Linked DNA regions of Mus musculus: regions 1, 2, 3 and 4 are each linked to region 5. The links are chromatin loops, found by intact Hi-C in ENCODE. Cell type or tissue: gastrocnemius. All regions are shown on one strand. Region 1 has its middle 40 kb from the start of Gm30713. Region 2 overlaps Sipa1l2 (signal-induced proliferation-associated 1 like 2). Region 3 holds the start of Map10 (microtubule-associated protein 10). Region 4 holds the start of Ntpcr (nucleoside-triphosphatase, cancer-related). Region 5 holds the start of Sipa1l2 (signal-induced proliferation-associated 1 like 2).

Region 1 (5,000 bases), 220 kb before region 5:
TTATTTCATACTTAATAGTGACTGACATCTTTGGGAGAGGAGGGAACTCGTGGGGGTATTTGGGAGGCCTTGTGCTTCCTTTGCCTGGTGAATTCTTCCCATTCCTCCATGCAGGAACATTAACAGACCAGATCTCATGAGGATCACAGCTATTCTACTTCAAGATGGCAAGGGTCCTGTCCAGCCTAGAGAAAGCATCTATATTATAATTATATAGTGTCATTATATTGCATATGTACACACATACATATATATGATATGTATTATTATAATGCACATGTGTTATACAATATGTATCACATGTGTAATATATTCATATATGCATGCAATATATTATTTAATACATGTATTATATGATATGTATTATACATGTAATATATATACGCATATATTATACACACATACATCTATTACACTTATATGCACCCTGCTATATATTCCACAAAGTCCAAGCCTTAGAAACCTGGTCCCCAGGGAAGCACTACCGAAAGGAGGAGATACTGAACACTCTCCTTTACTCTAGCATTAACCAAGTGACAGGTTGTTCAGGACTGGCTTCCTTAGCACCTTCACTTCCTCTGACCAGCTTGCCGTGTCTCACCATGTGACACCCTTTGCTTCATCATGAGCAGAGAAGACGTCAACCCCATGCTCCCAGCCTTCCTAGTTTCCATAACCAAGGACTAAATATATCTCTACCCCATATAAATTGACAAATTGCCCTTCTCGGGTACTCAGGCACCGCCACAGACATGCCCATCCTTGTAAACAAATGTCTGCCATACTTCTATGTTCCGGTCCAAATACTGAATGTCCTGGAATGATGTCAGATGAAGAGATACCTAGGGAGATCATGAACGTCTGTCTGTGTGAAGGGCCGTTGCCATGGCAACTCAGCACCCTTGGGCAGCCTCCTAATGAAGAGTTATTACTTCTTAGCTAAAACACGTCGCAAGGAATGGATGAGTCATCAACTTGTGGAGAGATACAACAAGTTATTTTTTTCTTCCAATTGCTCTAGGATGTAAACACACTGATCTATGTGTGACAATCTCTGCCCACGTCTGACTCACTCACCCGGCTCTTTCGTCACCGAGCTAGCAGAGGAAGGGATGAGAGGTCTCTATTGCCCCCCAGGGACCCTTCAAACATCTGTGGGTGGCATCCTGAGGCATTGGTCACATCCTGTGGCAACTTAGATGAAGTATTCTGAAAGAGGGTTCAGGCAAGAGAGTCTCTATAAAGCTAGCAAGCCTGGTTGTCTGGCAGCCACACTGCGCCTGTCAGGGATATTCCGTGGGCTGCTCTGAGCTCCACATCAGAGCCAGCCACTGTCCTCTCCTCAGCCTCCAGTAATCGGGCAGGAGAGAGGGATAAAAGATCAGAGAGGTGCTGAGCACTCTGGGCCTCTGAGCTGTGGAAAAGGCTTAGGTTTCTGTCTTGGGACCTGGAGATGTGTCTGATAGCCGAGAAGGTCACTCCCCTGGGTTCACTGCTGCTTCTAAATACCTGAGATGTCTTTGCCCTCCTCCCCTGGGATCCCAGACTTCAGGCCAGTGCCCGCACATAGATGATCACCCCACTGCAACATCCACAAGGCAAACCCCCAGAAATACCCCACATGCTCATGTGCTCCCTCGGGATTAAAAACTTTAACTCCACAAAACCATCAAGTCATCTTTGATTTGTGGGGAAGATTTTTCAGGCCGCATATTTGTCAGGCATAAAATATGTAAGGTAGTAAACCATAGGAAAATTATAATAAATAATTAAGAGAGTTCCCTCTTCTGCCCTGAAACCGCAGGACACTCGGAGGCAGGCTGAGGAGACGGCTGAGAAGACGAGCATTTATCTCGCCACTTTCTCCGGCACCCTGTTCTAGTTTTCTCTCTGCTGCTGTCATAAAACAGTTTGAGCATGGGTGAGGGGTGTGGGGAGCTTAGCAGTTCGGAGCACTGATTGTTCTTACAGAGGACCAGGGTTCAGTCCCCAGAACTACATGGTAGCTCACAACCACCCATAACACTAGTTCCAGGGGATCTGACAGCTTCTTCTGGCCTCCACAGGCATCAAGCATGCCAATGGTACACAGACACACAAGTAGACAAACATTCATTCACAAGAGGGGGGAGGGGTATTTGTACTGGAGTGGGTGGGACACAGAGAATTGCCTCTGGATAGAGAGGAGAGAGATGTGGCCCATAGGCAAATGGTGGTTTATAAAGGGAAAGAGGAAAGCCCCGCGTTAGGATGAAGTGTTTAACTTTAATTGAGCATGTTAATTAGGTGAGCCAAAGTGGGCTTTTGATTGCTGGACTTCAATACTTTGATTGCTGGTCCTTGATGGTCAGCCTCAGGAGGAGGAAGTTGCCAAATAAAGGAATAGACCTTGGTGGCTAGCTTTAGGAATCTAACTGGGTTTTAGCAAGGCAGAGGGAATGGGGGAGAAGATCAAGGTCTGCCAGAGCCATATTTGCCATGTTTGGGCCTGCTAGAGCCCCTTTGTATACAATCTCACGTGTGTGCACACACATGTGCGTGTGTATTTATTTGGCTTATACTCTTATGTCACAATCTATCACTGAGGGAAATCAAGGACGGAACTTAATCAGAATCCTGAAACAGAAACCGTAGGGAACCTGATTGCTGGCTCGCTCTCTGGCTCTGGCTTGCTCACTCTGGCACTCTGCTAGCTTGCTTATTCAACCCAGGACTACCTGCCAAGGGATGGTTGAAAGTAGGCTGGTCCCGCCTACACCAATTATCAATCAAGACAATTCCCCAAGACAGGCCCGTAGACCAATCTGATAAAGGCAATTGCTCAGTTCTGCAAAGCAATGCAGCTCCCAACACTCACGTGAGAAGGCTCCTAACGGGCTGTGACTCCGGTTCTAAGGGACTGGACTCTAGTGGCCTCTGTGAGTACCTGGACATTCATAGGCATACCTACACGCCGATCGACACACCTCCACACACAGTAATTCTTAAGTTACTTTTAAAGATTCCTTTTTCCTGATCACAGAAAAGGAAAAACTTGATGAGTGCCTAGAATGAAAATGCATAGGAGCTGAGGCTCCTGGGGAGCAAAAAGGGAAAGCACTCAGGACGTTGACACGTCACCTACAGTTAATGAGAAATCGCATCCCCTGGGAGCTTTGGGGAAAGATTGGCTGGATAATATCATTTGGAGAAGCCTGACAAGGGGCAGTGGCCACCGTCATTTGCTCTCTATCTGCTCTCTGGCTGTAAACTTTGCCTGATAAGAGCTTTCAGGGAAAGGGCCTAGATTCTGTTCCTGCAGGTCCTTGGCTCCCGCTCAAATGACAAATCATGTAGAAGATAAGGAAATCATCTTGGTTCTTTAAAGTTAAAAGAAGATGAGATTAAAAATGTCATTTGGTGGCTGGATGAAAAGATTTCCCACACATTCGGGCACCCCAAATAAACCACGTTACTTAGCAAATGTCCACAGGGAGACCACCGAGCAGATGTTTAGAAACTGAAGAAAGAGCTAATGATGTCTGGAGCTTAAAGAATCCAAGCCTGGGAAGGAAAAATGGCCTTGTGGATGGCCAGGGATTGACATGTTAAGGGGCACGGCTCACGTGGAAAAGTAACGTTTTGGAAACTCACAGTGGAAATCTCATGTGAGCCAAGTCCAGGGCTGGCATGAAAAGGAGTAGAGAGAAGGGAAGAAAACTCACCCTAGAAGATAACGCAGAGTTTCTTTTATAGATGGTGGCTCCCCCTGCCCCCTTTCCCCATCCGCCCTCCCAAGTAACCCATGTATCTTGTCTACCCCAAATATCTCACACTACTAATGCACTCTCTCTCGTAAATCTCTAAGAACTCTATTTGGCTCTGAGACCAGGCGTCCCAACCCCTCTCAGGTAGAATTGATCCCTACGGTCAGATCCAACTGTATCAAATAGAAAGAGTCACAGGGGCAATGTTTAAATTGGATTTGTTATTTGCTCAAGCAAATGCCTCATGCATTTTTTTTTCGAGCTCCGCTTCCGTTTTGTTTATCTCCAAAATTAAAGATAAAGAGACACACAAGTCTGCTGCATAGCTGAGGTGGGAGATTCTCCAGTCAGAATCCTACCTACCTGACCGGCCCCTCAGTGACCTGGGCCCCCTCTGCAATCTTTGATCAGCAAGCCGATCTCCTGAGAAGGCCAAATCAGGGGAAGAGGGTGTGAGCCTAGCCTCCCATCTACATGCTGGGCCTGGGGAGAGCAGCCAGGTGCATTTGAAGATGACAATTGAGTGTGTCCAGCCTGTACTGTAAAGTGTTGCTGTCACAGGGACTCCAGCTTAGTGAGCAGAGCCACAGAACCTTCGTTGCAGCTCCGTGCTGCAGGTCAAAGCCAGTGGCATTTCCAGTACCTAGGAGCAGGCCTTCCCCACACACCAAGTTAGACTCTTGGAGCCAGAACACACTTTGCTAAGAACCTGGAGAGGTCGAGGTGTCGCCAGACCCAGATCTGTAGCAGGCTGTGCTGCCTTGGCAGGCTGTGGCGAGACTTGCAGACTCCAGGCCCTAACACACTGGTGGAGATGAGCTTTGATCTGCACCGTGTCTCCTTGGTGCTGTCCATGCTAGTCCCGTGCCTTAGGAACCTTAGTTGTCCCTGATGGCTTTCCCAGGAGACACCAGAGGGCACAGCTAAGGGACACTAAGGCACAGCTGATGGGAAAGCAGGGGCTTGTGGGAGGGAGGAGTCCAAGGGATCTGAGCTGAGTGCAAATGAAATCTGCTCCTGGGTTTTCTTCACTGTGTGGCCCCTCGGTGGCCTAGTCTAGAACTTGCTGTGTAGACCAGGCTGGCCTCATAACAATCTGTCTTCCTTTGCCTCCCAAGTGCTGGGATTAAAGTCACACACCACCAGGCATGGCTAGCTTTAAAAAAATAATAATAATGATAATAATAATAAAACTAAATTTGCTCAGAGATCTTTCTTGAATCCTGTCTTCTTTCTGTCCTGCTTTTGGTACTT
Region 2 (5,000 bases), 82 kb before region 5:
ATCACACGAATACAATAGCACAGGATAAGAAAAAGAGGTTAACAAGACTGCAGTGTGGGAATGAGTCACAGGATCTTGGTGTTGTACCCTGGCTGCCCCATCAAGAAGGGGGAAAGGAAGACAAAGGTCTGGGGTGCCTGGGACCCCAGCCCAAGGCTGTTTCTAGACTCTGCAATATCTTAAGAGGAAGACTGATTAATTGGTAAGTCACCAATGAGTCCGGGGGCTGCAGAGATGGACGAGGGCAACCAGGCAGTTGGTCCAGTGGTAAAACCCACAGCAAGATCGTAGCAGTCACAAGCTCCAGGACCCACGTCCTCCAGGCCTCTGAAGCCTGTGACTCCTGTATCCTAAAAAGCAGCTTACAGGTCCTCTGCCTTTCAAGAACTAGCTGGCCACTCTGTTTTCGCATGCTACTGACTGGGGTGAAGTGGCCCAGCTGATCACCTTTCCCTCTAGTCAACTGTGTGCCTGTATTTCAGATCGCTGGCTACACCAGGCTTTAGGAGCTGTGGACAAAAGACAATAAAAGCCCAGCAAATGGGCAAGTGAAGATCCTGCCTCAGGCCACTGTGAAGTCACACTCAGCCTTGAGAAACCCATACTCCTGCATTATGAGAGCCCATTCCCCATGCAGGGAGACTGAGGTATTGGTGTCATGTGATTCTGATCCGACCTTAACCAAACCACTATTAAGCTTGGAAAACCCACAGCATTGAAGTGAAATAATGAAATGTTTAAAAATATTACACTTGCTTCATACAAAACCAATGAAGGCCCATGTTTTAGAAGGGGTCAAAGGTGAGAGATTATGTGACCTGCTGTAAGATGGCAGACAGCCTGGCAGCAGCACTTCCAATGAACAGCTCTGGGGGATGCCCTCACACGAGAAGTGAAAACCAAGCTATGGGCTGGGAAGATGGCTCTGGATAAGATGTTCATCACACCCCTCCCCACAGACAATGTGCATAAGACTGCATTCCTAAACCCCACCCAAATGTCGCCTAATCCCTGACTGGAAGGAAGGCAGAGGCAGGAGGTTCCTACAGTGACCTGGCAAGCCAGACCAGTGGCACCAGTGAGCATTGGTTTCAGCCGGGATACCCTGTCTCTAAAAGAAGGGTAAAGGGTCCAGAAGGACTCCCAGGGCCAACCTCAGGTCTCCAAATGCATGGGCATACATGTGATGGCATACAAGGGATGGAGGGAGCCATTGCCGCCTCTTCTACTTGCTGCAGTTCTCAGCTGAGTGGTCTCAAGAGGAGGAAGAGGAAGAAGAAGAGTAGGAGGAAGAGGAAGAAGAAGAGGAAGAGGAGAGGCTGCTGGGGAAGCTCAGCTGTCCAGCTTCTGTACATTCTGAGATGGGCGAGCGAATGGAGCTTGGAGCTGAGCAGATAGATGCACAGTGGGCTTTATTAGGATTCCAGAACCTGTGGGACCTACCATGATGGTAACCTTCACTTCCATCTGTGGGAAGCCACATGTGCCATTGCAGAGTGGCACTGACTACTGCTGGCCACCACGCATAAGTTTGGACAAACAACCAATGTGTACATATGCAGTAAAGTTTTTTGCAAAGACACTGCCTGGCCCGGGCATGATAATGAGGCTCTGTGAGGTACAGAGAGAGAGAGTAGCCAATCAGATGAGGAACATGCAAATGAGGCGTAATGCATAACCAATCCGGGTGTGAGACACGCCTCTCCTAGGCCTATATAAGCAGCACCAGTTCTGGGCTCCGGGTCTCTTCGCCTCTGCAATCAAGCTCTCCCAATAAACGTGTGCAGAAGGATCCTGTTGCAGCGTTACTGCTGGTCAGTCTGGCGGGCGCAAGATCCATCTTACTGTACCAGAGCAGAATACGCCTGAGGTCTCCACTTTGGCTATCAAGCAAGCCTCACAGATAAGCAGCACCCTCCTTCCTGTTTCTCCATGCTGACCTAAGACCTGCTGGGGTCTGGTATGAACAGGCCTTTGCAGGTTCTTACACTGACTCTCTACGGCCTCATTGCCTGCACAGGAGAGCAAGTGCCTGGCATTGTCCCTTGGTGCCAGAGTCCCAGGTCATCTGGGTAGTTCCTCTTATTACGAGTTCCTGGACTCAATGGACCTGTTTGCAACAGTGATGAGGGCCACGGAGAGAGGCTAAGCCAAGTCCATGAACAATGTCCTCTCAGAGAGGAACATGTGTCTTAGAATAGTACTTTTGCTAGATGGCACTCTGCTCACCCTCGTGAATTTAACAGTGCCCTACTCCCTTTTAGTCACCGACTCTATAAAATGGGAAGAAAAGGCAGGGACATGAAACTCAAAGGAAAGTCATGGCTGACTCAGCAGAGAGTTCAGGGAATTCATAAGACACGCCCCTCCCCTAGCCCCCAGGCTAGCATCAGTGACACGGGGGGGGTGAGTGTGTGTGGAGCCAGGTGGCAGCTTCACCAGACATACACCCATACTTCTGCTTCTCTCCTCATCTCTTAACCATCAAAACAAAGTGCTGCCTTTAATTCTGTGTCTGGGTGTGGCAGAGGTAATGGCCTCTTTCAGGAGAGAAGACCACACACACACACACACACACACACACACACACACACACACACGAAATGCACAACACCCATGTGGTGAGACAGGCACTACTCTAAGTCCTTTGCAGGGTGTCCCTGAATCCTTAGCTCATCTTGAAGACAGCATTGGGTGGGCTAGGAATCACTAATGTTCTCCATCTGGCCCTTTCACAGCCCTGGGTTATTAAGCACGGACTTCCACAGACGGGCACTTCAGCCTTGGCAAAGGGGTAGTTCCTGAGTTCCCAGACACTAAATAGGAACGTGGTGTTGAGGTGGGGTGGATAGTGCAGGATTTCTGTTTATTAGACTGGCTGCTGAACTTAGGATCTTGCGCATGGGAGGCAAGCGTTGCACAAACACCTCCAGCTCCAACCCAGTGTGAAACTCTCTGACTGCAGCATCCTTCATTCTCAGTGCTGCAGAGGAAGGCAAGCACTGGAGAGAAGGGAGCTGGGTGGGGGCTTGTGGGAGATGATGAAGACGTGAACCCAGATAATATGAGGCTCCCCTGGAGCAGCTTAGTTTGGGCAGTGCCACTGCCACCACGAGGGAGCCTCATGCCACTCTCTTGCCCCCTGCTTCTTCCAAGTTGCCTCCACCGCTGAAGAAAGTCAAATGTGTCCTGTCAGATGCCATTTTATATAGGAAGGAGATGGGGAAGGAGAAAGGAAAGGGGAAACTGAAAGACGGAAGAAAAAGTGAGGCAGGGAAGGAGCGAGGGGAGGGGAGCTTGAAGCAAGCACTGTCAACCTGACAAGCTGAAAGACTGACCTGTGGGCACACCTGTGGGGACAGTCTTCATTACAGTAACTGACATAGGAAGAGCCATCTTAATTGTGAGTGGGACCACTCCTGGGCTGGGTAAAATGGAGTGGACATACTGGATACTGGCTCTCACTCATTCCTCTCTGTTTCCTGACTGCTTCAAGCTCCTGCTGTCCAGATTTCCCATTCATGATAGATCCTACTTATCTGTGAGTTAAAATAGACTCTTTCTCCCTAAGGTTGCATTTGTCAGAGTATTTCAACATCGCAGCAGGGAAGAAGCTAAGTGGGCAGAGGGAGAGCATGGAGGAAAGCATGGAGGGAGAGCATGGAGGGAGAGAGAGCATGGAGGGAGGGAGAGCATGGAGGGAGGGAGAGCATGGAGGGAGGGAGAGCATGGAGGGAGGGAGAGCATGGAGGGAGGGAGAGCATGGAGGGAGGGAGAGCATGGAGGGAGGGAGAGCATGGAGGGAGGGAGAGCATGGAGGGAGGGAGAGCAAGGGCTCACAGCTGTTGGCCTCATCCTCTCTGAAACACACCCCTGAGGCTCTGGGGTTAAGCTTGTCTCTACACTTGAATCCTCAGGACTCTAGCCACCAATGTCTGGTCCCTAATGACTCCTGCTCTTAATTATATCTCAAGTAGCCCTGAGGAAGCAGGAGTCTCCTCTACACTGAAGCCTGGCAGCTTTCCTCTGAGGCCACTCCCCCTCAGCTGGGCTTCCCAGGCTTCCTCCCAGTGAGAAACCAGGGCCTTTGGTGCATTTCCTTATTCTGTGGGCTTCACAGGACAGTCTAGAACTCAGATTTCCAGCTACTTCCTAGGTCCTCGGCCTAGCCCCCAGTCAGAAATGAATCCAAGAGTCTTGCACTGCCAGCCAGCACGGCTACATCTCCTTACCATACACTCCAGGGTGTGTACACACAAGCTATTTCTGGGAGCTGATTAACTTATTTCTTTACCAACCTAAATAGTCTGAGAGCATTGCTTCCAAAGCTCTCCAGTGTCTCCATCATCAATCAGAGAGGGCAGAGGTCACTGGAGAGAGGTCTACACAAGTGACAGAAAAGCCAGATTAGAAATCACTTCCTGCAACAGACTCCAAGGCCATTAACAAGTCCAGTGGTGCCATCAGTCAGGGGCAGTAAACTTGGCTCCTCTCATACACACTCTGGAGGTGAGATGGACGCACTTGAGTGGGAGCTGTTAAGCTTTTGCACACTAGGACCTGAGAACCTTTCCTCCTGAAGGCCCAACTCTCCAGCACTCAGCCTGGATGCTAAGCCACTTACAGACTTGATTTCATGTGCCAGCTTCTAGCTATAACAAGTCTTGGGGAGGAAGCATGTTTTGCTGAGGTCATTTTCGAAAGCCAAAAGCAACTAGCTGTCTTCTTCCTTTCCAGAGTTCCTACGTAAGGGAGGGCACGACATGGGGGTGTCAGTCAGAGGTTCTGGGCTTTCCTGTGACAAGGACTGAACTCAAACAGGAGAGCTGGGAACAGGGAAAGGAGCATTCTGGTGACAAAGCCTGTGTCGCACACAGATGGTCAGACAGAGAAAAGTGGAAATAATTTATTCTATACTATATGAAAGATGTCCCGAACAACGGCAGAAGGAAGCCTAACTCTGTACCTGCTCATGTGAGCCACACACATCTGGTCAACTC
Region 3 (5,000 bases), 100 kb after region 5:
TCAACAAGAGAAAAGCTCACCTCAACAGGGTAGAAGAAGACCGCAAAAGATATCCTCTGACCTCCAGACATGTGTCGTGAACAGTATGTCAGTACACAGTGACATACAAGTCATCACACACACACACACACACACACATATACACACATACACACACACACACACAATCATAAAGAAAACGATACCAGGAACTTTCATATACTTCTTCACAGATGCAATAATGAAGACTTTGGCTGAGGATGTAACGCGGTGGGTGAGCATGGCCTACCATACTACAAGCTCTAGGTTCCATTCCCAGCATTACCTGAAATTGGGTTGTGGAGGCACACAGACCTGTAAATATAACCCATCTCTGCAGGTTGGGCCAAGCTAGGTTTGGGGGCTGATGCCTGTGATCCTAGCACTGGAGGCTGTGATGGGTGGATCACAAGATCAAACCTGGGTGGCAAAGGAGACCCTGCTGTCTCAAAGACAAACAAACATCAGGCTGATTTTCCTACAGAATAAACTGTTTACTGCTGTAGTGAATTCTACAGAATAAACCTCCAGAGAGGCCCTGAATTTGCCTCTCTGCTGTTGAGTGTTTGATGGTCTTTGTTCCCTGAGCCATGTTTTTGACATGGATGCTGCTAGTTTTCCACACTTAACTAAAGACAGGAAGATCTAACATCTATTGCAGCTTGAACACTTGTTGCTATGCAACCTAACTGATGAGGTTACCAAGAGGACTAAGACCAACAAGAAGCTGGTAAGAACCCAGCATATTTTGGTGCCTGTGGAGGGTGGAGCATCACAGCTGATAGTTGGTCACCTGCTTCCCTCCTTCCCTTGATGGTGTAACTGAGGGAGCCAGGACTATATGACTGCATATGTGTTTTTCTACTCTATCCTTGTGACTGTGCTACCATCCTGACAGTGAGACAGTGACGTGTGTGTGTGTGTGTGTGTGTGTGTGTGTGTGTGTGTGTGTGTGAGAGAGAGAGAGAGAGAGAGAGAGAGAGAAGCACAAGGGTTGTGTCTGCCTCAGAATCACCCACAACATGAGACCAACACAACGTGTCTTTGTGAGCTCTGACTTAGATCAAATAAATAGGAAGGGAGACTCCTGATCTGCGTCTTATATGAGAGACCAGGGTTGGGAATCTTCGAGACACCCTGGAAGTTGTGGAGCTTCTGAACTTGGATCTGAGATGTAAAATCGTAAAATGGGCTGGTGCTAAATTCCTCTGTGCGTAGCTTGTGCACTACAGATCTCCAGTGGCAGACACTACTTTCACTCACCGCTCCTCCCAGACATATGTACCAATGCCATTTGCCTACTAACTGAACCAATCACTTCTTCCGCTCTCATGGCGGTGGTACTGGAGATTGTATGCAGTGAACAAGCACTCTTCCACTGAGCTGCACCTCCAGCCCTGACCCATCATTTTCAATACCTTAGGATAGTACATGATCCCTCTCCCCCGGCCCCTCATATTATATAGTAAAGACCCGAAGCTAGTGGGTTCCCATCCGTAGGGAATTCTGCATCAACTAACATAACAGAGTCTTTTTGAAGACACACCAGGGTGGTCAGATGTCAGGGTGGGAGGTGAGGGCTCTGGTGGGTGTTAGGGTGCACTGTCCCAATACACTGAGAGTTCCCCTACACCTGGGCGATGCAAGGTGGTCACGATGGAAGCTGAGGTCAAACCTCCTGAGGCTTCAAGAAGCCACAAGTCCGGTGAGGGCAGGATGGCCTACTAGTGGTCATTGTGTGAGAGGACAAAGAGAGGAAGGAGCCGGTGACAGAAGCTACAGCCTCTGACAGATGCACAGCAACCACAAAAAAGGTTGACTTGAGCAGTGGTCAGCAGGCTCTGAGGCCTAAATGGGCAGGGCGGCCCATTTACTTCCGGTACGTGATCCCTAAAGACGTAGGACCTGCGGTGATGAAATATAAAATAGAAATTATATTCATTTATATAAAATTTAGAGAGAGTGCTGCTTGAGCGCGTCTACTCCCTCAGCATCACGCAGCTGCTCCGACAAAACCCCATAGGCAAAAGAACTCCCAAGAGCACTCGGGGCCGGAAGTCAAGTCTCGCGAGGGCGCGGCCGGTCACGTGACCCTCGCTCCCGCTTCCGGTTGGCGGAGCGAGCTGGCGGCGTCGCCCGGGGCAACAGCAATGGCGACCACGGCGGCCGGGCGGCTCTTCTCGCTGGAGCTGCTCGTGGACTGGGTGCGGCTGGAGACCGGGCTGTCGCCGTGCGCCGCGAGCCCGGCTGTGGCGTTTCGCCTGCTGGACTTCCCGCCGCTGCTCGTCTTCCCGCCGGCCGCTCCTGGCCCGGAGCCCCAGCGCGGCGCCATCAGCTTCGGGCGCGGCAAGGCCTGCCTACTGCGCCTGCACCCTGCCGCCCTGCGGCGCCCGCGTCTGCGCGCAGCCCTGCTGCAACTGCCCGTGGGCCCGACTTCTGCGCCCGGCCTGGTGGGAGCTTGCGACATCCTGCTGGTCCCCTCCCTGGGCCAGCGAGGTGTATTCGCCCTGCGCGGGCCAGAGGCCGAGCGTGTTGGGGAGCTGGCGCTCTTCTATCGCCTGACCGAACTGGGACGCTTTTCCCCGGGGGTTCCGCAGCTGCGAGGCCCTCTGAGCCCTGCTTGTATCCTGGACTCCGAAGCCCTGGAGGTGTCAGAGCCAAGAACCGAGGAGACCTCGAAGCCATGCACCAAAGGCATCTCTGCCAGATGTCTACAGTGTGTCTCAAATGCACGCCTTCTGGAGGGCTCAGAGCCATGTGCCAAGGATACCAACAGCTGGTCTGCAGGGGACTCAGACGCCTCAGTTGTCCAGAAGTCCTGGGAAGAAGCGGTCTTACACAGTAAGGCTAGCTCTGGGGACATGGCTTCTGCCCCTTGTTCACCCGCTCCCAGTGGGAAAACTGTCAGTTCTGTCAGTCAGGATGTCACAGAACTGGACTTTGAAACCAACACATTTTGCCCTCCTCCACTGTATTACACTCACCTGACTCAGGAAAAGACTCCTTCAGCCAGGGTTGAAATCACTATTGAGCCTCAGAGAAATGAACCTGAGGATCTAGATGACATTTTTCCCGAAACAAAACTCGTAAGTCCTCCCTTAAGGCCAGTGAAACATACAAGAGCTGCAGTGCAGGAGAGCCCTCCTGTGCTTCCAAATCTTCCTCAGACTCAGGGTCCAGGAGAAGCGAACGAAGCTCCGTGTCCTCCTCAGATTGAACAAAGTCCAGTCAATGCTATAAGACAGCTGCCACTATTGAATGCTTTATTGATTGAGCTGTCCTTGCTGTGCAACCAGCCCGTGGCAAGCCCCACCCAGGTGCATCCCCATTTAGCCTGGTTGTACAGAGGTGAAGACAAGGGGCCAGACCCTTCCACCAAGTCCACATCCCCGTCGGAATCAAAGAGCAACAAGCTTTCTGTGCGAGAAAATGAAAAGTTGGTGAATCCCCAGTCTAAAAAGAACCCTAAAGGAAAACATCCAAAGATCGGTGGCAGCCCCCCACCAAAGGTTACAAAGGGGAGGCTGCTGTATGGCTTAACAAATACACTGAGACTGCGTTTACAGCAGACAAACCCCAACATGCTGGTTGTACATGAAAAGAGAGAACAGTACAGGAGGTCACAGATACAAGCTGTGGGGCCAAAGTTGCGAATCCCCTCCTGGAAAGGGAAGGTGTCAAGCTCAGCAGCAGAAAGCCAGATGTCACCACAGCTGCCCGCAGATACACCAACAGACTCTAATGGGAAACTACCAAGCTTGGCAGTTCAAAGCCAGTTGCCACCACAGCTGCCCGGGGATGAATCTTTAGACTCCATTGGGTCTTTTGAGGAAGGTAGTGATACTTCAATGCAAATCAGGGCAGGCTTTGATGAGTCAAGCACAACTAAAGAAGTGAAACAGAGCCATGCCATGAAACAAGAAATGGTTGACCAGAGTGAAAACAGAACCATTGTCACTGCTCTGAGAGCACCCGTGAGCCCTGCAGGCTCTGTCACCCCAGAAAGATCTCTTCGATCAAATAGTTTCGGGGGAAACTGGAAAAACAAAGTCCCAAGCCCAGGGCTTTCCCTACAGGAACCTACTGTTGACAAAACTGTGGATGAGGGGAAAGATGGTAGGCAAGTCAAAGCCATAAGTGCTGCTGATACAAGTGAAAATAGACCAACCAGTAGAAAAAGTTCATGCGAGAGCATCTCAGAACTACTGTATCGGGATGGGTTCACCAGCCCTTGTTATTCTGAAGATTTCTGCACAACTGAGAATAACAGCAGAAGTCTGCCGGCTCCCGACAGCAGCACAGGGGTAGAACATGTGCAAAAGGGTTCACGGGCAAGCAAGTCAAGTGAGGCAAGGCTGTCCACAAGGAAAAACAGCAGTGACTCGAGTTCTGTGCTCACCCCTCCCTTTTCTGCTGGCTCACCAGTGTGTTCTCATAAAAGATCCCGTGCACTGAAGATTCATGATAGTCTGGAGGAAGCATCCAGTCTCTCTACCAGTGACTTTTCATCACAGTGGACAAATGAAAAGGAAAACCAGGCAGATCCAGGTAGTTCAAAAGTCATGAGGAAAGGACGGGACAGCTCCACTAAACTTAAAGTAAGAGCTGGTCACAAGTCATCTGAGAAGAGCCAGTCACCAAGGACATCTCAAGTGAGTTCTTACGAGCCATCAAATTTGTCTGAGCTAGAACTCAAGGCCATAGATGACAGTGACTTAGCTGATTTCCAAGAAGAAGAAGATGGCCTTGGTTCATTGCGCATCTCCAGACAGTGCAAAGACATCTGCGAGTTAGTAATAAATAAACTTCCAGGATACACAGTGTGAAAGTATGCTATTTTAAAAAACTAGTTCTATAGCTGCTGGGTGCTGTTACTGCAGAGTTGTAATAACTCACACATAACCTTAGTATGTATGTGGTAGTTCTTAAGAAATGTAAATAGTTTATCATTGATGTTTCTTACCCTACAAACTGATTATACT
Region 4 (5,000 bases), 160 kb after region 5:
CTATCAGGCTTTAGAGACTTCCTGGTTGCATTCATGAGGGCTCCACTCTCCCAAACTGATCACTTTCCTTGGTCGCATGTCTTGGCACCTTCACAGATTGTGTGTGGTGGGGTGTTCATACATCCTTTGGGGATGGTACATGTCCACCCCATAGCACCCTGATTAGATGGAATGACAAAGTCTTGCACACACAAGGATTGAGGTTCAATCCCCCAGAATCCATATTAGAAAGTCAGATGCAGTGTTGTGCACTTATAATCCCAAGCCTGGGGAAGCAGACACAGGAAGATTCCCTACTTGGCAAGCTCCAGGCCAGCGAGAGACTGTCTCAAAAACAAGGTAGATGGTTCCCTAGGGACACCAGAGGCTGTCCTGTGGCTTTTGTACACACAATTACATATATGCATGAACACACACACACACACACACACACACACACACGAGTCAAGATAACCAAATTTGAAATCAGTATTGTACTCACTTGCTGTGACCCTTTGATGCTAATTTACTACATATAAATCATTGAAACTATGTTGTTATTTCGTGGAAATTGTACCAAGTGAGCACTCATTCAATGAATTATCATATAGTGAACATACTACTGTCATCTCATTTTTTTTCTTTTAATGGATGAAGGATTTCCATCTAACTTGTTTTGGGGGCGAATGACTGTAATCCCAACACTGAGGAAGCTGAGGCAGGAGAAGCTTGAGCTAACCTGGGCTACAGAAAAGATCCTGTCTTAAAAAGAGAGAAGGAGAGGAAGAGGGAGAGTGCCCAAGGCCAAGCAGATCGATGTAGACATTTTCTTTGTTTCCTCCGGTATTGATTCTCTATGTCGATTCTGTCTCTGAGCTACCGAAAACAACCCAACTCCCAGAACGCCTTACAATTCCAGTCCCCTTGCCAGCGATGGAAAATTCTAGAGGGTTAATATTTAAAATGAATATTCTGGATACAAGAAGCACTTAGGATTCTATACATGTTGTCTCTCTGTGTAAGGTTCTCCCATGGGTTTGCTTTGCTTACATCAGCCATTCTCTGAGTCCATGCAGGTGCAAGATGCGGAAGGCAAGTTACCCATTGGGATAAGAAGTAATAATACTCCATTAGAGTAACACAGGGCTATAAACAACACTGAGATGACAGTGGCAGGTGTGGCTTGCCAATCTTTTTAGGTGATTTAAACAGCAGGAAACTGAGCTGTTAAACTGGCATATATTGCCTGCTGAAAGGAGTCCAAAAATGTGTGTGTGTGTGTGTGTGTGTGTGTGTGTGTGTGTGTGTGTGAATGTGTGTATGTATATTACATTCGCAAACCAATTAAAGGTAAGGATTCCTGGAAATGGCTTTCTCATCCAGAATGGAGGGTGACTGAGCACAAGCCCAACTGCACGCATGCTCGACTAGAAGGGTCTACAGGTACATCGCGGGCAAAAGCCACTGCCACTTCATTTGCTGGTGGAATGAGTCTCGAGGCTAACTGAGGTAAGGATCCACTTTCTCTGGGTAAGGCAGTTGTGGGTTGATAGACAAGTGTGGAGGTATGGAGCAGAGATGAGGGATTCGGTGCATGGCTGGGGATAGGAAGTCCGCCTGCATCAGAGGTCTGCAACGTGGGCAAGCTTGAAAACCTCCTGCAAACAGGTTCAAGTTCTCCGGACCAATGCCAGTTACTCCAGTCTAAAGGAGGCCATCGCTTTGGGCCAAGCTGCTGTGTGAGCCCCTAGCAGTCCAGATCGGGCCAAAATGGAATCAAGGCACTATCACTAAGATGACCATCAAACTGGCTTTGAAAAAACTGTTTTGGGCTAGTTTCCCCCGAGCATGGGCGTCCCAGTCAGCTGAATGAAGTCAGTGAGGAAGTTCTTTTTCAGCAATGGAAGGGGAGAACTCTGCGGAGAGAAGCCTCGCTTTTGCTCTTGTTTCTGCTTTCCACAACTCTTTCTGCCGTTTCTGCCGCTCAGGTCAGGTCACTGGAAGCTCCTTCTACTTCCAGGTTGCAATAAAAAAGCTTAATCAGATCTTTAGACTCTTACTACCTTGTCTCAGATATTCATCTCGGGAGGTGGAGGCCAGGATAAATTGAGGTTAGCTGTTCTCCAGCTGACTGCTCCGCAGCCAAGTGAACATTGTACACGGAGTTCAAATCCCACCAACGGCTGCTCCTTCAAGGAGGGTTTCTATTGCTACATAGGAGCTCACTTGCAGCCTGAGGTGAGGGTCTCAGGGACAGAACTCAGATACTTAAGTAGCAACGGCCAAGTATCTGGAATTTCCACGAATGCATCCGTGCAGACACCTCACGTGAGTCTGGCACATAGGACTGTTCCCAGACCTTACAGCCAGCCACTGCCACATAGCACCAGGAGTAGGGAAGAATGCGCGTGCGCCTTGTGTGTCGGGAAGGGGGGGGGGGGAGCGTTGGAAACGCATGCGCGACCACGGGGCGGGGCGGTGCTTTCCCTGCCGACAGGGGCGTGGCCTTCAGCGTAAGGGGTGGAGCCTGGCCGCCCATTCTGACCCCCGACCGCCCCGCTCTGGACCACCCCGCACCCAGACCCCCACGCACATGTCGCGGCACGTGTTCCTCACCGGGCCTCCAGGTGACCCAGAGCCTGCGGGACTTGGCGGGGAGGTAGAGCGCCTGGACCTCTGTCCGGTCTCCGGCCTGGCTTGGTGTATCGCAACCCGGCGAGAGGGAAGGCCAGGAGGACTGGGGAGCACCGGTTACATGTCCCCAAGGACCGGTTGTCACCCGGGTCTCGCGCCACTGAGGCCCAGGTGTACTCTGTAGACTTTAGAGTCAGTTGAACAGGCAGAGGCTTTGGGGAGGAGCAGGGGGCCGCAGTTGGAGGCGCGCCGGCCTTGCACAGCATGCCCTGCATTTGAAATCAGGGTGCAGTTGGGTCCCCAGCTTCCTGCTGTAGGGTTCACCCGGAGCCATCATCAATACCTATGTTCATAAGAGGTTTAGTGAACACCGGACTCACAGGCTTTCCCCTCCTCCCCGAGGAGAACCTGGGAGTACTGTCAGTCCCGGATTTGCACCTCTACACCCCTGCCTCCTGTCTCAAGAGTTAGTAATGCTTCGCCCCTTGCGCTACAGGCCCCACTCCAGTGTGTCTCACTAACATCCCAAAGGGTTTGGCTTTCTAAGCCCCTCTCCAGCAAGTTAGCGAGACTTTTAAAAAGAAAGCACCCTTTGTCAGCACCACTGCCTCTCAGCCTCTTCCTAAATATTGACCAGCATCTGTAAGTCATCTCAGAGGGGGCTTTGCTCAGCTGGTTTTTTTTTTTTTTGGTTTGGTTTTTGAGACAGGGTTTCTCTGTGTAGCCCTGGCTGTCTTGGAACTCACTCTGTAGACCAGGCTGGCCCCAACTCAGAAATCCACCTGCCTCTGCCTACCAAGTGCTGGGATTAAAGGCATGGGCCACCACTGTCTGGCTTGCTCAGCTGTTTTTAACATAACAATCCCTGTGAGGAGATAGCCTCTGGGTCAAGAGCTCTTGGGCTGCTGTGTGTTGTCTGTTTGGAAATACGGATATATGGAGTTTGAAAGTTGCATTTATTTACGTATGTGAGTGTGTGCGCAGGTGTGGAGGTCAGAGGACAACTTTGAGGAGTTGGTTCTTGTTGCCCCATTGAGCCGTCTTGCTGGCCCATAAATATACTCCCCTCCCCTTATAATAAAAGTGCTGCCTGCTTGGTATGAGAGCTAAAGTGAAATGTTAAAGTGACAGGCTTTTTGTTGGTGGTGGGGTGTGTGTATGTGTGCAGTGTTTGGGATGTAAATAATAAAAGACAAAAAGCGGGGGTAGCCCCAGGGAACTCCACCCTCAGGAGCTAAGTGTGGGACCTTTGTTCCTTATTGTTCTAGGCCACAAACATCTGCTGTTGGCACATACATACTTTTGCTTAAAATCCATAAGGATTATGCTGCAACCCTCTGGCCCACCACCACTGACCCACCTTCACAGCCAGGCTTCATGCCCTATAAAGGCTTAACGACCTCCCCACACAGTACCATCTGCCTGATCAGACACAAGAGTGGCTGGAGGGATGCTTTAGATTTAAACCAGAACAGAGGGTAAATCTAGGAGTGAAGGAGGTCCCAGATATGTCCTGGGACTGCATTAGAAGTAAGTAAACTTCATGCCGCCGCCTGCCTCTGCTGGGGTGGAAAATCCCTCACACCTGGAGCAATCTGGCAGGCAGTGACATTTGCAGCCCGTCCTGTTTGCAGCTATTGCTTTTTTGCAGGCCAGATGGGCTTGACAAGGTAAAACTTCTTGACCCCTCTTCTTCCTTTGTCTCTTTCAGGGGTTGGCAAAACAACCTTGATCCAGAAAGCCATCGAGGTCCTGCAGTCCTCCGGGCTGCCCGTGGATGGATTTTACACACAAGAAGTCAGGCAGGAAGGGAAGAGGATAGGATTCGATGTCGTCACCCTGTCTGGTGCCCAGGGGCCTCTGTCCAGAGTTGGGTACTGGTGTTTTGTTTCTGCAGGGGTGGGGGTGGGGTGTCTCTAGCCTGGCCTCTGTACTTCTTGGGAACATTTCTTCTCTGTATGAGTGCATGTGGTCCATGGGTCTGTGCAGAGGCCAAACGGGGACATCTGATGTCCTGCTCTGTGGCTCTCTTCCCTGAGACAAGGAGTCTCCCAGTACCTGGAGTTCCATGGTGGCCAGCCCTGGAAGTGTCATGGGCAAGCCTCAATCACTAAGCTATACCCCCAGCTCTCTGTTTAATTTTAACCTTAGTTTTGATACAAGGTCTTGCTATGTATGGAACTCACAGAGATCCACCCGCCTTTGCTTCCTAGTACTAAGATGTGTGCACCACCATGCCCAGCAACCCCTTGCTTACTTTTTATTTTGAGAAAGTCTAAGTTGCCCAATGGCCCCTAAGCTTTTTGTTCTCTTGCCTTCACTTGCTTCAGCCTCCTGACTAGTTAGAACGATGACAGGAGACCTGCCACATTGGGCTCAGCTCTTGT
Region 5 (5,000 bases):
GTGTAGGTTCAGGAAGAGAATCTAGACCTCGGGTTTTTGTAGTCTACAAGGCTTGACTTCATATTTTACTTAAGTAAACAAGTATGGTCAGTCCATGTTCTCTTAGGACTCACGGTGTCTTTGTAAAGACACATATCTAAAACTACCTCCACATTGAGGTCAGAAGTTTAAAGACAAGCCAAGGTTCTCTAAAGCTGGGGTTAACAAGTACTGGTGGAGCCAAGGGTGAGAAGCAGGTCCATGTAAACAGAAGCACAGTTGGGAGGCCTGTGCACGGCCTTGTCAAGCCAGCTTCAATTACCAGATAATAATGATTTGTACTAACACCTGTTTCAGAAATAGATCTTCAAGTGTATCCAACCAACTGTCCCTTTTATCTCAGGTGAAGAGGATTCCCCAAACTCTGGAAAAGTGACTAAGCTCAGGTATCAAAGAGCCCATGCATTATCATACGGGGAGAGGGGTTGCACCTTCCAAATGTATACTCCATAGCTTTGACCAAGATGATGATCCCACTAACGAAGCTAGAAGTTACAGCGCTAAAGCAAACGCTCTTGGCGAGAGCCTAATATTTTACAATAACAAAATCATGCTCTAAAAACTATACACTTAAGCCAGACAGTGCAATTCTCAGCCGCACTCCCAGGCAGAAGCTCCACCTCCACCTCCTAACTGGATGCTGTGTTGTGCTCTCTCCATCCTCCGGAGGAAATGTCTACAGGGCTTCTTATGCAAGTTCACCTCACCCCATCTATAGGTAGCACGTGGGTACTGAGGGAAGCCCTTCCTGTTTGCTATGTTCCCCAGACATTTACCCAGTTGGGGTCCCCCCCCTTTAGCTATTTATGAATACACTTTAATTTAGAACATACAAATTTAACGTTATAATTTAAGCCAGCCAAACCACAAGAAATAACTATAAAGCCAAATTTCAATTTCTTCAGCTAATAAGCCTGCCTACCACCAGGGCAAGACTTGGGCTACCTGTGATGTTTTACTTGTAGAACAAAAGTAAGGAAAATGAATTGGGGTGGAGCAGAGCACACCTGTCATCCAAGCCAATCATGAGGCAGGGGACCACAAGTTCAAAGTCTGTTTGAGCTATAGCGTGAGGTCAGCCTAGGCAGCTTAGTGAGCCTCTTTCAAAATAATAGTAAATGGCTCACTGTTTTGAAATAACAATAAATGAGGCTGGGAATGTAGCTTTGTGGTAGGGTGCTTGTCTATCATACCCAAGCCTATAGGTTTAATTCCCAAATCCGACCCCCTGAAAAAAAAAAGTACTTAACCCAGAATGTAAGAATCTGCTGTGGCCACTGATCGGTTAACTAGAGGCACTAGTTTAATGACTAGACTGTACTAGTCATTAAAAAGCCGTGCTGGGAAGAGACAAGCCAGATCTCACCAGGGGAGAAGGAAACGCAGAGGTCCGTGACACAACCCTCAGTATGACTCAGGCAGACGCACTCAGCTACAGATCTTCCTCAAATGCTGCCGGTCAACCCTTAGGCATGAACAGCCTCACACGCGCCCAAAACTGAAGATAGACTATTCTTCCCCCCTCCCAACCACCCTCCACCCCCTGCAATAGATCCCATTGCTGCCTGTTCCGGAAACCGCTCCAGCTAGCCATAAACAGCATGTCGAAATCTATGCAGCTCTTATCACCAAACCCACCCAAGAACTCCACATTCTCCAAAGACATCAAGACCTCCGCGATGCAGAGCCCAGTAACAAGCAGCTCGCTCATTCGTAGTCACCTCTGGTCGCTAGAGATCAAAGCCCACTTTCCATATTTGAAAAAAGAAATATAATAACCAGTTTAAGCCTTACAGGGGAGTACTATGTTTCAAATAAAGCAGCAGTTTGGGATAGTTTCTTCCTTTCATTCCAATTTGTAAGACGTTAAATAAATAAATAAATCCCAGCCTAGACTGCAGACGCAGGAAACTCAAGCGGGCAGCGGACTAAAATGCCTGTCATAAGAAAGCCATCTAGTGTTAAAGTTTAGAAGTGAAACCGCAGACAAAAGGAACATTTCTGGGACTATTTTGAAGTTACTGGGGAAAACCAATGAGAATAACCAAGACGCCCCGTTTTCTGCGGATGACTTGGGTTTTGGGGTGTTCTGCATTCTGCCTTTCCCCCTCGCTGTTTGGCCTTCTTTCTCAAAGCCATCCTTGCGCAGACCGAGGCAACTCCAAGCAGAACCCGAAGCGCCTAAGACCTGTTTTGACCAAAATCAGGTATCGCCCAGCCCCAATTCGTGAGGACGCACTTGCTGTCCGTTCGCCCGTGCTGACGTTGGCCCGGACTGAATTAATGTAGCCGAAGATGGTTAATGACGACAAACGTCTCCCCAAGGGGTGACGCCAAGTTGTCCTCGGCTTTCGCTCTCCGGGAGACGAGCCGAAATTGATTCTCGGGATTCTGCGACCAGGCTCAAATGAATGTGCCGGCGCTGCCGGTCGCTTCCCGACCGCGGTCCTCACCCGCGGAGACGCGAGCCCGCGCGTACAAAGGAGCGGGAGTCCCGGGGGAGCGGCCCGCAAGTTGCGCGCAGCCGGGCAGGTCCGGTCCCTGCGCCCTGCACCCCGCACCCCCCGGCACGCACCTCGGAGCCGCGGTCCTCTGGACCCCGCCAGGGCCGGCGCGCAGAAGCCAGGGCCTCGCCGCCCGCCGCCGTCCCGCGCTACCCATGGGCGCGCTCCCCGCGCGGCCGTTGCGCCCGCGGCTCGAGCTGTCGCCAGGCGCCGCGCTGCGTCCTCGGCCGCCCGGCTCCGTCTGCAGCCGGCTCCCGCCGCCGCCGCCCGCCCCGGCACCGCCCCCACGCGCTCCGCCCCCGCCTATTGGCCGGTGCCCCGAAAGACCCCACCCCGAGCGCGCCGCCCCCTCTCATTGGCCGGTGGCCGGACGGTCCCCGCCCCTAAAGCTCCGCCCACGCCCATTGGCCAACCGGACAGGCCCCGCCCCGAGCGCTCCGCCCACGCCCATTGGCGCGCCTCCTGGCCAGACTCGCCCCTCGCGGTCGGGCGCGCGCGAGCGCGAGCGTCCTCGGAGAGCGATTCTCCAGGTCGCGGCGAGCGCGAGGCCTCGGCTTACGGGGACAGGCGGCCGGCTTCGGAGTGCTCGCGAGCCCGGGTGCCCTCGGAACGACCGGTGCTCTCCGGGTGTGGACTCTCATTCGTACATGCTCGCACCATGTCCGGACCCTTGAGAGTCACCACGGCCTGGCGAAGCCCGAGGGACGGACTTGACGCAAAAGTGCAAGCTGTAGTCGCGCGGGCCGGGGAACCTGAGCCAGGAGCGATGCACGAGCGGGCCCACGCCTGCTCTCGGTGTTCCGGCCCTGTCTACCCCCTTTACCCCCAACCGCCGGGAGCCTCACCTGCGGCCGGCTGCAGAAGAGCGGCGTTGGGCTCTATTTTGAGATGCACGGGCAGGAGGAGTAAATAAGGCCGGAGCAGGTGGCAGAGCTGGCTCCACCTTACGTCCCCAGAGTCCTGAAATGGTTTGTTTGGGACTTTGAACTCCTCCCTGGAAGAGATAATGTTAATAATGTTATCTCTCCTTCCCTGTCGCAGTGCTTCCTACTACGAGCACACATCCTGGTGAAGTTTAAACAGTGGGTCCCCACCCAAGCTGCATTTCTCTGCGTGCACATTGTCCAATCTCTTATATATCATTTTAAATACAGGTGTAATGCGTAGGAATGGGCCTTGTAAAACATGCCAGCAACCTGTATATGACATTATGCTCCTGAGATTTCCAGGTTTTGAGGTCTTTCTGGATGGTCTCCCTATACCTACCGTTTGCAGAAGTTGTGTATGCATTCCACAAACATGAAGTCTGAGAAAAGTCCTGTGCTGCAGTGCTTTCTGGGAAACTTTTTACCAGACCCTGCTCTGTGCTTGGGGGTGAGGTGGGGGAGGGGGCAGATTAAACCGGGGCAGAGACTGTGGAATACAGCGCCAGAGAGGAAGGCAGGGCGTGGCTGCGGGCTCAGGTATCTTACAGAAACAAATATAAAATGCCTCTTTTGGCGAAGGTACGGAGATTGCTGGGGTTTCCAAGAAAAATACCAGCCATGAGGCATTCAACGGAGCTTGTCTAAAAGCCAGCGTGAGTCAGATTCCTCAGAAGTTAAGGGCGTTCTCTGCTTTTGCCAAGGACCTGGCTTCTGTACCAGGCTCTCAGTGGCAACTTACAACCATCTGTAACTCCAGGTTCAGAGGATCAGAGGCCCTCTTCTGGCTTCTCTGGTCATTGCAGCCATGCTGTGGACATACATGACTTCAAGCAATCTCTCAAGCAAATGAAAGCTAGAGTGAGCTACCATAGGTTCGTCATCTCCTGTTACTGTCCTGCGAGCCTCCCTCTCTGCCCTTCAAAGGCCTCATTACCCTGGGAATTCTTAAGAAAACAGAATCTAGGAACTCTCGCTCTCCAATTCTAAACTTTTTTTTTTAACTTCTGATGAAGTAATTCCTACATCAGTCTTTTTTTAAAGATTTATTTATTATTATATGTAAGTACACTGTAGCTATCTTCAGACACACCAAAAGAGGACACCAGATCCTGTTACAGATGGTTGTGAGTCACCATGTGGTTGCTGGGACTTGAACTCAGGACTTTCGGAAGAGCAGTCTGTGCTCTTAACCACGGAACTATCTCTCCAGCCCCCTACATCAGTCTTAAGAGTTCAAAGAGGGGCTGGAGAGATGGCTCAGCCTTAAGTGCACTGGCTGCTCTTCCAAAGGTCCTGAGTTCAATTCCCAGCAACCACATGGTGACTCACAACCATCTGTAATAGGATCTAATACCCTCTCTGGCATGATGGTGTACATGCAGATAGAACACTCATACATTAAATAAATAAATCTTGAGAGAGAGAGATCGTTCAAAGAGGTACCAGCCAATCTGCCTGCTGCTTGCATCTGTTTACCTTTTAGCTTAGTAAAGCCAGTTTGGTTTCCTTAACAAGCCCCAAGATTTGACCT

The links. A loop is a pair of places that touch in the nucleus more often than their neighbours do. Peaks named below come from ENCODE experiments on the same cell type or tissue, not always from the same donor. Only the 100,000 strongest peaks of a DNase experiment are listed, where the experiment ranks them.
Region 1: a loop joins it to region 5, with 2.9 times the contacts of the local background. A loop is called at or near these places in 12 of 42 quality-filtered maps.
Region 2: it touches region 5 in a loop (2.2-fold over the local background); 8 of 42 quality-filtered maps call a loop at or near these places.
Region 3: a loop joins it to region 5, with 4 times the contacts of the local background. A loop is called at or near these places in 12 of 42 quality-filtered maps.
Region 4: it touches region 5 in a loop (2.8-fold over the local background); 20 of 42 quality-filtered maps call a loop at or near these places.

Annotation. Positions count from the first base shown.
Region 1 is chr8:125,343,076-125,348,075 of GRCm38, forward strand. No RefSeq gene overlaps it. Among named protein-coding and RNA genes, the nearest start is that of Gm30713, 40 kb to the right of the region's middle. In gastrocnemius, no CTCF peak of the experiment used is centred here; DNase peaks (open chromatin) are centred at 886 and 2,708; H3K27ac peaks cover 502 bases.
Region 2 is chr8:125,484,946-125,489,945 of GRCm38, forward strand. The region is part of intron 3 of Sipa1l2 (signal-induced proliferation-associated 1 like 2); the gene reads right to left. Among named protein-coding and RNA genes, the nearest start is that of 4930566D17Rik, 35 kb to the right of the region's middle. In gastrocnemius, no CTCF peak of the experiment used is centred here; no DNase peak of the experiment used is centred here; H3K27ac peaks cover 386 bases.
Region 3 is chr8:125,667,702-125,672,701 of GRCm38, forward strand. Map10 (microtubule-associated protein 10) reads left to right here and starts at 2,117. Exons shown (of 1, transcript NM_028908.3): 1 at 2,117-5,000. The coding sequence starts at 2,169. The coding sequence ends at 4,844. In gastrocnemius, a CTCF peak has its summit at 2,383; a DNase peak (open chromatin) is centred at 2,123; H3K4me3 peaks cover 1,516 bases; H3K27ac peaks cover 1,857 bases.
Region 4 is chr8:125,731,744-125,736,743 of GRCm38, forward strand. Ntpcr (nucleoside-triphosphatase, cancer-related) reads left to right here and starts at 2,460. Exons shown (of 5, transcript NM_025636.5): 1 at 2,460-2,606; 2 at 4,325-4,487. The coding sequence starts at 2,573. In gastrocnemius, no CTCF peak of the experiment used is centred here; a DNase peak (open chromatin) is centred at 2,475; H3K4me3 peaks cover 1,402 bases; H3K27ac peaks cover 1,542 bases.
Region 5 is chr8:125,567,041-125,572,040 of GRCm38, forward strand. Sipa1l2 (signal-induced proliferation-associated 1 like 2) reads right to left here and starts at 2,823. Exons shown (of 22, transcript NM_001357372.1): 1 at 2,615-2,823. In gastrocnemius, CTCF peaks have their summits at 2,006 and 4,255 (motif pointing left); DNase peaks (open chromatin) are centred at 725, 1,540, 2,014, 2,935 and 2 more places; H3K4me3 peaks cover 3,113 bases; H3K27ac peaks cover 2,228 bases.